Linked DNA regions of Homo sapiens: region 2 is linked to region 1. The links are chromatin contacts, found by Hi-C or POLR2A ChIA-PET in ENCODE. All regions are on one chromosome and are shown on one strand. The core of a region is the stretch at or near the end of the contact, and the rest is flanking DNA. Distances in the headings are between cores, read along the strand shown.

Region 1 (5,421 bases), core at 2,071-4,570:
TGACCCGAAAACTCCAGGTTCCACAACGCCCCCTGCTTCCTTCCCAGGCCAGGAAGCCTTGGAAGTCCAGCCCCCACCAACCTGTCCCCTCAACTATGACATTCATTTCTTTTTTTTTTTTTTTTTTTGAGATGGAGTCTCGCTCTGTCACCCAGGCTGGACTGCAATTGTGTGATCTGGGCTCACTGCAACCTCCGCCTCCCAGGTTCAAGCAATTCTCCCACCTCAGCCTCTTGAGTAGCTGGGATTACAGGTACCTGCCATCATGCCCGGCTAATTTTTGTATTTTTGTAGAGACGTGGTTTCACCATGTTGGCCAGGCTGGTCTTGAACGCCTGACCTCAGGTGATCCACCTGCCTCGGCCTCCCAAAGTGCTGGGATTACAGGTATGAGCCACCACGCCCAGCCCATGACATTCATTTCTACCACATCCCAGGTATCCCATCTGCTCTCCTCCACAGGCTGAGTTTAGTGCAGGGCAAACTGTCTCCCTCCCCACATCCCCCACCCAAAGCAATGGGAACTACTGGCATTTTAGTCTTAAAGGCCAAATGAATCACCTGTGTGCATGTGGTGGGGGCAGGAGGGGCAGGCATTAGTAGATTGATTTGAACCAGTTCCCTCTTTGAGAACTGGCTCTCTCCTGCCCTCTCCAAAATGTTCTCCACCAACCCCTCAACATGCAGTCCTGGCAGGGTGAGTCCCACTTCTCCCTGTTGGTGCCAGAGAGCTGAGCCACCCTCACAGCCAGCCAAAGGAAGGGACCCTATGGGCAAGAAGACCAGCCATCATCCGGAACCGGGTGTCCTCCCTTAAGGGGACTTGGGCAACACCCTTTACAGGACTTTGTAGGGTAACAGCAAGAGGATCACCATGCTGTCCTCACAGGGCTTGCATCTGGGAGGGGCTCTTCCCTGTCTTGGAACTGAGCCTGGACAACTCAGGTGCCCTCCAACCTGTTCTCTACCTGAGCCAAAGAGGTTTTTTCCAAAACACAAATCGGATCCCATCCAGCCCTTGCTTAAAACCTTTCAAACGTTTCCCAGTGCCCTCCGGATAATTCCTTAATGCAGCACAACATGCAAGATCTGCCATTGCACCTCGCCTCCTCTTCCCCTCCCCATGTCATGATCCTCACCCATTGAAAGGAATGCCACCCCTCTCCCAGTTCTGGGATGCTCACCCCCACTCCCAGCTCACTCATCATCCTGCAGATCTCAGCTCCACCTCTCCTGGAAAGTCTTCCTAGATCCACCCCCGGGTCTCAAGCTGAAGCCTCCTCTCTGCTCTAGGGGACACTGTATCTCTTCTGTCCTGGCACTGATCACAGTGTGTTGAAACAGTCTGTTTGCTCCTCAGCCTTCCCATCTCAACCAGGAGCTCAGGAGGGAAGGGATACATCTGTCTTACTCATCATTAAGCTCCTAGCCCCAAGCACAGCACCTGGCACAGAGGAGGTGCTGGATAAACTTGAATAAATGAATCGATCAATCAGTCAACAGCCCATCACTACCCAGGGCCATTTTGCACACCTTCCAGGGCTGGCCTGAGGCAAGCATGCCCACACCCCTCTGCTCATGCCCCTCAACCCACTGCTTCATATGGCACGGTAAGTCTGGCTCCCCACCCTCTGGAAAGAATCCTCTGTATAGACCCCTTCCCCTAACCAAGCCCCACCACCTTCAGGGAAGGCTGAGCTCTAATCCAGGACACCACTCCAGGAAGTCCCTGACTGCCTCCACAACCTCACCTGCTCCAAACTCCTACAAAGCCTTTCACTGGGGCCACCCTTTGGCTTATATCACAATGTACTTTTTTGGGTTCACTGTCCGTTCCCCTAAGGCTCTTGGCCTCCCATGAAGGCTGGGGCCCTGGCAGACAGAACCAGCAGGTGCTACCTGGGCTGCACTCTGAGGCAGGCCCTGTGCTGGGTCCTCTAGAAAGATAGGCCAGCCTGGCCCTGCTGAGAACTCGGGATGGAGCAGGCTCGGGAAGCCAGGGGTTCTACTGTTTCCTTTCTCACCCTAGGCCCTGCTGGGGACCAGGACCTGGAAATGAACATCAGAGGAGGAAGGCCTCAGTGTGGAAGGGTATCAGCCAGCAGGCAGAATCCAAGGAGAGGGAAGAGCTAAGATTGGGCCATCAGAAGCCAGACTCCCAGTCCTGGGGCAGGAACCCAGGGGGGTCAGGGAACAGTCCCAGCAGAAGAGAAGGTGAATGGGAAGCTTCCCTCCATCTGCCTTGGCTGCTGCTCAGCTGGGAGAGGCTTCTACAGAGGTGAAGGACTCACTAAAAGCGTAGGGCTATGTGTATGTCTTCCCCAAACCCCTGCAGCAGTTCACCAGCCTCTTGGCAGTGGTGCAGCCAACCCCCTGCCCAAATCACCAATGCTCTCGGTACCAATCAGCAGAGGTTAGATGCGTGCTGGCCTAGTGCGTGCTGGCCCCTGGCAATGGGCCAGAAGTACAGAAGATTTGGTGCTGGCGTGACTGGAAGGCTCTCTGCACAGACATCCTTACGACCCCCTCCACACACAAACACATTTTCAAGCTTAAGGATGGGGCTTGAGAAGGTGGTCCATTTCCCCTGGGCAGCCATGAGATGGGGACCTATGTCCCTCACTCACACTGGGCCATCCATGCTGATGCTGGCCAGGAGACCCACGTTAGCTTCTGACTTTGCCATCAACCTGCTAGGTAACCTCAGATAAGCCCCATCCTCCTCTCTGTAAAGTGGGTGCAATAATCCCTGCTCAACTCACCCCACAGTGTTGCCATAATGATCAGATGAGGTTGTGCCCATGAAAATGCTCAGCGAACTTTAGAATCTACAAAATGAAATGTTTCTGATTATCATTCTTGTTGTTATTATCATCTAAGGAAACTAACTCTGCTGCCTTATTGAAATCAGCAGTTTCATCTCCCTTCGAGATCCCCTTGCTCAGCAACCATCACGGCTCCCCTTTGCCTACAGGACAAAGGCCACATTCTGTGGTCTAGATGTTCATCTGGCCTAAGCCTACTTTCCAGTTTTATCTCCCTTGCCTTTTAGTCTCACTGGTCCTTTTGGAGTTCCCCCAGCACATTTTTTGTCTTTCTGCCTCCATGCCTTTGTCCATGCTGTTCCCCCTCCTGGAACGCCCTCCCCCATTGCCACCTATGGAATTTAACTCCATCTTTCAAGACCAAACTGTGGCACCAGCTCTTCCATGAAGCCTCTCTCTCAGCTCAGCCAGAAGTGCTCTCTCCTTCTCTGTAAGGGACGTGGTTTTCATCAAATGCCATGACACTTTCTGGCACAGAGTTAGTGCTCACAAAATGAAAGTTGCAATGACCACGCCCTGCACTCTAAACACTGACTCATTTCATCCTTACTACAACCCCATGGTTGTGTACTATTAGCATCCCCATTTTCCAGATAGAAAAAATCAAGGTGTAGAAAGGCTAAATACCTTGCCCAAAAGAGCATCAGACCAGGGCTTGAACCTGATCAGCTGACTTTGGAACTCGTATGTGCCTCTAATCATGAGGAACTGCACCATGTCTATTTATTCAGTTTTGCTGTCCCCTGCCCAGCCCAGGGCCTGGCTTGGAGCAGGTGCTCAGTAAATATTTGCTGGCTTCAGCACTCATTCCTCAAGCCTCCTGTGCACAGTCATCTCACTGTCCTGGGAGTCTCTTAAAGGCAAGGCCCAGTGGCTGGCTCAGAGGGGTCCCAGGAAACGTGGCCAAATGGCTCCACTCACCTGCATATCCATACATGTCCTCATGCATCAGAGTGCCAGACTAAGGCTGGAAGAGATAGGGCTGCAACCCTTGGGCCAGCAGCACGAGGCTGTCTGGTAGCACACTTGGTGACCAAGTTGGCTGCTGGACAGGGTCAGAGATTAACCCACCCTCTGTGGTCATGACAGGGTGTCAGGAGAGCCCTGAGCAGGGTGGGGAGGGAAGCAGGAATAACTCTCAAAGTCTGAGTGCAAGGAGCTCTAGGAAGCACCTAACCCAATTATTCACTCCCATTTAACAGATAAGGAAGGTGAGGCACTGGAGTTGGAATGACTTGCTGGAAGATGAAGAGCACAGAAAAGGCTTGCAAAGGTGCCAGCATTTCTGGGCCTTTCCTCCTCACCCTGTAGGTGGGCACGGGCCCCCTCCTCCCCCTTGGAGAGCTTGATAGTCACCCCCATGTAGCCCAGGAACCAAGAGGCCTGAGCTCTTTGGTGATCTCAGCCCCAGAGAAAAGGGTGCCCTCAGACAGCTTTGCTAGGCTGCTGTGCCCAGCCAGCAGCAGCCCCTTCAAAGAGAACAGGGAGAGAGGTTGGGAGAAGGCCAGCCACTAATTGTGGAAAATAAATCAGAGACATCTAAACCACACAGTTGAAGAAGGGCCAGTTGCACACAGACATGTTTCCTTTTGTGTTCTTGCTCACCAAGTTTAATTGTTAATTGAAAGCTGGGAGTTATATAAGTTATGGGGATACCAAAGAAGGAGTTGGAACAAGCTGTTGAAAATTACCCACTTGCTGAGTGGTTTGTGAGGCAAGGAGGGGTCTCAAAAAAGCGGGCAGCTGACCCCAAGAGGGCAACCAGAACAAAACCATCCGCTAAGAACTCTCTCCATCTGCAGCCGCATGATTCCTGGAGCTTAAGAGCAACGAATGTGTGTTCAAGCTGCTGATTTCCCACAAGTGCACATGGAAATTCAAAAGTAATGCCATGATATTGATTATCAGTTTAATAATCAGACAAAATCTCCCACATATCTGACCCTGCGCCACTTGTAAGCAGGGCTGTGTCTCCCTCTCTGAGGGGGATCCCTGGGGACAGGGCTGTGTCTCCCCTTAGACTGGGGCTCCCTGAGGACGGGGCTGTGTCTCCCTCAGACTAGGACTCCCTGAGGCAGGGGCGTGGTTTCTCTATGAAATCAACCTCACCTCACCAACCTGGGTTGAGGAACCAGAGACCTGCAGCCACCTGTCACCATTGGAAAATGTCAGGACACACCCTCATGTCAGAGTGGGAAGGGTTAAGACAGAGCTTGGAAACTGCAGTTCTCAGGAACACCTTTCTCATCAGCCAGCCCTTCCTGTCCTGACTGCTGCCAGGACTTAGATTGGCCTCTGATGGGTTCCAGCTCACAGCTAGGCCTCCTGCATTCTGACCCTCAGGCAGTGGTGTCCTGTAATGACCCACCACGGGTATTCCCAGCCGCCTGAGCCAGGGAGGGCTGGCATTAGGATGGAGTGGGATGCAGGGAGGGAATGGGCAGCACTGCCATGGGGAGGAAGCAGAGTACAAGGGAGGGGACGCTGGGGCCTGAGGCCCTGGGACCTGGGGTAGGAGGAGACGGTGAGGCCTGGGGTAGGAGGGGATGCTGGGACTTGGGGTAGGAGGAGACAGTGGGGCCTGGGGTAGGAGGGG
Region 2 (5,421 bases), core at 451-2,950, 260 kb after region 1:
GCTGCCATCTTGTTCCCAGAATAAGCCATGAACCATTACTGCCTCTGAGTGTTTTCCTGCCCAGAAAGCTTCCCCCTTCTTCTAAGTCCTATCTTCTTTCAAGTCCCAGACCAAGTCCCACTTTCACATGAAATTCTCTGCCTACTCTAGCCTAGAGTGATCTTTAACTCCAGTAAGCACCTTAGCATTGCTGTTTGACCATTTATTCAAACAACAATTTTTGAGTGATCATTAGGCAGAAAGTACAGTCTCTGCCCTTCAGGGACTTACAATCCAATCAGGGAGGTGAGGTAATTCCTGTTACACCGGCTCAACTAGCACTTTGCCTCCACATCTGGTATGAGGCCCTGCCTAAGCAGACAGTACAATGGAAACAGGACAAATTGACTCCCTTCTTGGCTGATCACTGATCCCCAGAGACTCACCTTAAAATATTCACCCCCAAAGGCCCAATTGCCAAGCATTTCAAAGAAGGTATGATGGGAAAGGTCTCGACCCACATCTTCCAGGTCGTTATGGTGTCCTCCAGCTCTCACACATTTCTGGCTGTTGGCCACACGTCGGAAGCCTGCCATCTCGCTTCGTGGATCCACGGTGCCCAGAAAGATTGGCTTGAACTGGAAGCACATAGAGTGGGGAGGGGGAGAGGGATATCCAATTTCTCAGTAGAAGGGAAATGTGGGGAGTGAGGATAGGGATGGCTGTTCAGACCGAAGGCTGACTGTGCCCCTGAGAGTGCAGTGTAATCTTGGTCTATGAGGACAAACTGGGAGCCTCGGGACAGCCATCTCTGGTGTGTGGGGAGCAGAGAAGAGGTAAACAAATCATGAACCGGAGACCCTCTGCCTAGTAAAATAGGCAAGGTAAAAGAAGGAGGAATGTGTTGGGAGCTGGAAATGGGACGCTGAAAGGTGGCATCCTCCGTCTCAGCTTCTTCAACCACACCCAATAACTTCAGGGAACAAAACTGAGACTCATTTAGTAGGGAGCCCAGACGGCCTCTAAGGTTAACTTATGCCGCCCCTATTTTACAGATGAGGACAATGAAGTCTAGAAAAGATGAGTGGTTGATAAAAACCAAAACCTTAGAGAATAGTACTCAGCAAACAATAGGTGATCAATAAACATTTAATGAAAGCGTTATCTTTATTTAAATAACGAATAAATGAAATCAGACTTCTCCCTCGGGATTCCACTCCAGCCATTTCTGGACCTAATACTCAATCCCAATCCAGAAGTTCCCAGCTCAAGCCCTCCCCAAGCCCTCCCTATACTCTGAGCGCCGTACCCCCATCACTTTACCCAACCAAGCACCGCCCTCTTTCCCCAAAAGCTACGAACTCCGCCTCTCGCTTCTTTTGCCCAATCCTGCAGCGTCTTTCTCACCAGAAAACTCACGAACTCCGCTCCCTATCAGTATGGTTCGGCCCTCACCTGGTTCATGCCCGCATTGACAAAAAGCAAACTGGGGTCGCCGCGGGGCCGCACGGAAGCGGAGGGCACCAGCCGGTGGCCATGGCGGTCCCGAAAGAAGTTCAGAAAGGCGGCCCTCACGGCCGAGGCCTTGGCTGCAGGGGGCTCCGATGAGAGCGGCCGATGGCTGAGGCCCCGCCATGCGGGCGACCTTCGAATGGCCCGCCGCAGCCTCCGGGCTGCAGCTGCCACTGACGCTGCCATCGTAGCTCCGGGCAGTGACTTTACGTGGTCAAAGAGTGACGAGGGAAGGAAGCCAGGCGTTTCCTACAGCGGCCCCTGGCGGTAGGAGGACTCAGGGGGCGGCCTCTGCCGCCGGGGTGGAAGCGATCGATTGGGTCGCTGGCAGAGTCTAGCACAGCGCCCGGCACATAGTAGGCTCTTAATTCATTCGGCATTAAGCAAATATTCATTGAGAGCCTACTATGTGCTAGGCATTGTTTTGGGCTTTTAGGGTACAAAATTGACAAAATGCCCTGCCCACTGAAATCCGTATTCTAGCAGTAATTGCTGTTGTGCTTATTAGTTTTGCAAAGTTACAGATGGGGTTGCAATAAACAGGTGTGGATTCAACTTCGTGTGTGTGTGTGTGTGTGTGTGTGTGTGTTTTGTGTGTGTTTTTCCAGGCTGAGGGAAGAAGGCAGAGAGTGACAGGGGAGTATCAGCATTCATTCAAGAGGTATTCAACAAATATTTATTGAAGACCTAGTATGTGCTAGGCACTGTTCTAGGCATTTGCCAGTTTCCTTGGACCTTGGCATCAGACACGGCCATTTTTGCCCGTGAAGCAGGAGTCTATAGGAGAACACAGAAGCCAAACAGCATCTGCTATATTATTAATTGCCTAACATTTGGTCTTCTCATTTGCCTGGGGATCAGAGAGAATCCAGGTCGTCAAGGCAGGAGGAAGCTGTTGGCTAATAGCTGCAGAGATTTCACTCTCTAAGCCTTCTAATGCCCTAAGGTTTTGTGTGTTTTCGTTTAGGATAAGAGATATACCTGTTCTACCTCTCCCTTCTGTCTTTCCATAGTAACAGCTGTGACCCTGAAGCCAACAGGCCCTTGTGGATGCAATCAGGGTGCTCATGGGGCTTCTCATGATGCCCTTGGCTTGGGAAATTAAACAGATTGGGAAGACAGAAGAGAATCTGCCAAAGCTAAAACTCAATAGAGGTTCCAGAGCTGAGGTCAGTGTAATAACCGAGAAGGCCTTAGCCATCAGGGTGGTCTCTTTTAGCCACGATTCTGTGTGTGTTAAGTTATTTGGGGTCTTTGTATACATAGTTTCTCTGCGGAATCTACATTGGACTTGAATTTCTATAGTGATAGTAAATTCTTAACTTTGTGTTCTGACAGCACCTATAACTCCTATTCCATGATCCCCTTTTTCTCCCTTTGCCCACATAGATTAAAGGTGTTGTTTTGAAAGTGTGTTTGGCCTGTTTTGGTTTTTCCAGTGTTTCTGGAACAGAAAGCTAAAGCCAGCTGGGGATTTCTGTGTGATTAATGACTTTTTTATTTTTTTGAGATGGGGTTTCACTCTTGTTGTGCTGGCGTGCAATAGCACAATCTCGGCTCTCTGCAACCTCTGTCTCCCGGGTTCAAGCAATTATCCTGCCTTAGCCTCCTGAGTAGCTGGGATTACAGGCATGCATCACCACGCCCGGCTAATTTTGTATTTTTAGTAGAGATGGGGTTTCTCCATGTTGGTCAGGCTGGTCTTGAACTCCCGACCTCAGCTGACCTGCCTACCTCAGCCTTCCGAAGTGCTGGGATTACAGGCATGCACCACTGCGCCCAGCTGAGATTGATGATCTTTAGACAAGACTGTGAAATTATTTCCCAAACTGAGATGGGAGTGTTTTGCCATACAAACCTGGCAGGGCCTCTACTCAGTACTGACATCAACTTTTTTTTTTTCAGATTTTGCCCAGAAAGTCATTGTGTTACATTAGAAACTCCAAACATGGATCTAGTGTGGAGCCATATAATTTTTTTAAAACAGCTTTATTGAAATATAATTTACATGCTATACAATTCGCCCATTTAAATAAAGTATACAGTTCAATGCCTTTTAGTATATTTACATAGAGTTGCCCATCCATCACCACAATCACTTTTAGAACATTTTCATTACTTCCAAATAAAACCCCAAATCCTTTAGCCATTAACCCCCAATCGTCTCATCCTTCCTAGCCCTTGGCAACCACTAATCTACCTTCTGTCTCTACAGACTTGTATATTCTGGACATTTCATGTAAATGGAATCATGTAATATGTGGTTCTTTGTAACTGGCTTCTTTCACATAAAATAATATTTTCAAGGTTCATCCATGTTGTAGCATGTACCATGGATTTTTAGAAAAATGTTTTTAGTTGTTTTCTGTTTGAAGTAGGTTTTTCTCTCATCTAATTTTGTCTTTGCCACTAAAAATGATAATTTTCTTTTCTTTAAATGTGGTGCTCTTTGGTGAATCATTAGGTTCTTTTTAATATTTCCCAGTGAAGCAAAGCGGTTCATCTAGGATTGGGACGTGTCTGTTCTGGTTTGCAGCTGTCATCTGATGAGGAAGTTAAATTGAAGGACTGCAGTTTCCCAAGATAGATGGAGGTGGAGAAAACTCATCAGACAGGGAAGTTACCAATCCTGGGAACTTCTCTGAAGGGTACTGATCCACTGTCTTAGTATTTATGGGAATTTCATTTTGAGGTTTAACATGCAAATGGGGTCTGCTTTTTGCGAGTTACTCAGCTGGGTTTTGTGAGCAACATTTGGGGTGCTCCTTTCATTGTTTAAGACAGTGGTGCTTTATCTTCCCTGGAGGTGGGATTTACCCTTACGTTGCCATTCGACCTACTTATCTTGGTAGGTTCAAGGCATCCAGCCATTCTTTGTGCTCTCCCTTTCACCTTGTTTAAAAGATGTAACACTCTTATTCTAGGAGTAGAAAGTGTCCTTTCTGATTTCCCGATTGGCTTTGAGAGCAGGACCCCAAGATCAGTGAGACATTCTGTCCTGGATTGATGGTCAGAGAAGACAAAGGGAATTTTCACTCTTACTAAGCATGGGGAACTCAACTTTGGGAATTTCCTCTTATAAATCATAAAAACAGTCTTTTAGCGTCTAGGTTAAAAAGTCAGCCTACGACAGGTGTTTCTGATTTGATGTGTTTATTTATGGCATTGGCTTATCTGGATTGTGAAAGCAACCAACACTTGCCAAACATTAATATGCATATGGATCTCCTGCGATCTTGTTACATATGCAGACTATGATCCAGTAGGTCTGGAGTAGGTGAAATTCTGCATTTCTAGCAGGCTCCCGGTGATGCTGCTGCTGCTGCTAGTCTACTAGACCATACCTTGAGTGACAAGGGTGTAGTAAAGGACTTGTGAGGGGAGTCTGGACACAGGCTTTAGGAAACGTTCTTTTGCCTGGTCCTGGGGCCTAAGACTCAGGTGCCCTTAGGTTCTCCCTTTCTCCTGGGAGGGGTGCTCACCCAGAGTAGGTGGGTGTAGCTGGGAGCTCATCGTGCGCAAGAGCGCTCGCCCCCTTCCTTCCCCCAGCTTCTTAGGGAAGTGAGGGTGGTGATTGCGTCCGCCTGTGGCTTAGAGCCGTGGAGGTTAATGTGGACCAGGGTGGAAGGGGAGCGGTTACCATGGGAATCTGGCAAAGTCATCAGGGCACGCCGATGGCTGGTGGAGCCCCCGGATCAGGAATTCAAGTATTGGTGGACCCTTGAGGGCCTCAATTCTAGAGGTTTATCCTCATGCATTAAAAAAATACTGTAGTTACATTTTATTTATTTTTATTTTATTTTTATTATTTTTGAAAGAGATAGGGTTTTGCTATGTTGCCCAGGCTAGTTTTGAACTCCTGGTGTCAAGCATTCCTCATGCCTCGGTCTCCAAGATAAACATTTTAACTGGTTATAGAAATACCTACAT

The links. A loop is a pair of places that touch in the nucleus more often than their neighbours do. ChIA-PET counts read pairs that join two places held with the same protein, here RNA polymerase II (POLR2A). Pooled maps may share reads with other maps.
Region 2: a loop to region 1 is called in a pooled map, with 2.5 times the contacts of the local background. The contact joins the promoter of AARS2 here to the enhancer-like site in region 1. A Hi-C loop is called at or near these places in 1 of 50 pooled maps. POLR2A ChIA-PET finds 5 or more read pairs at or near these places in 2 of 52 experiments (GM10248 and MCF 10A).

The regions. Positions count from the first base shown.
Region 1 is chr6:44,046,056-44,051,476 of GRCh38, forward strand. The region is part of intron 1 of SCIRT (stem cell inhibitory RNA transcript); the gene reads right to left. Among named protein-coding and RNA genes, the nearest start is that of SCIRT, 26 kb to the right of the region's middle. RefSeq lists an enhancer at 3,083-3,232. Within about 2 kb of position 3,321, at least 7 of the 41 ENCODE cell types and tissues checked have a DNase peak (open chromatin) inside an H3K27ac peak, as active enhancers do.
Region 2 is chr6:44,311,647-44,317,067 of GRCh38, forward strand. It overlaps AARS2 (alanyl-tRNA synthetase 2, mitochondrial), which reads right to left and starts at 1,701. Exons shown (of 22, transcript NM_020745.4): 1 at 1,435-1,701; 2 at 426-617. The coding sequence starts at 1,677. LOC124901322 (a long non-coding RNA gene) reads left to right here. Exons shown (of 3, transcript XR_007059594.1): 3 at 2,505-2,901. RefSeq lists an enhancer at 1,446-2,005.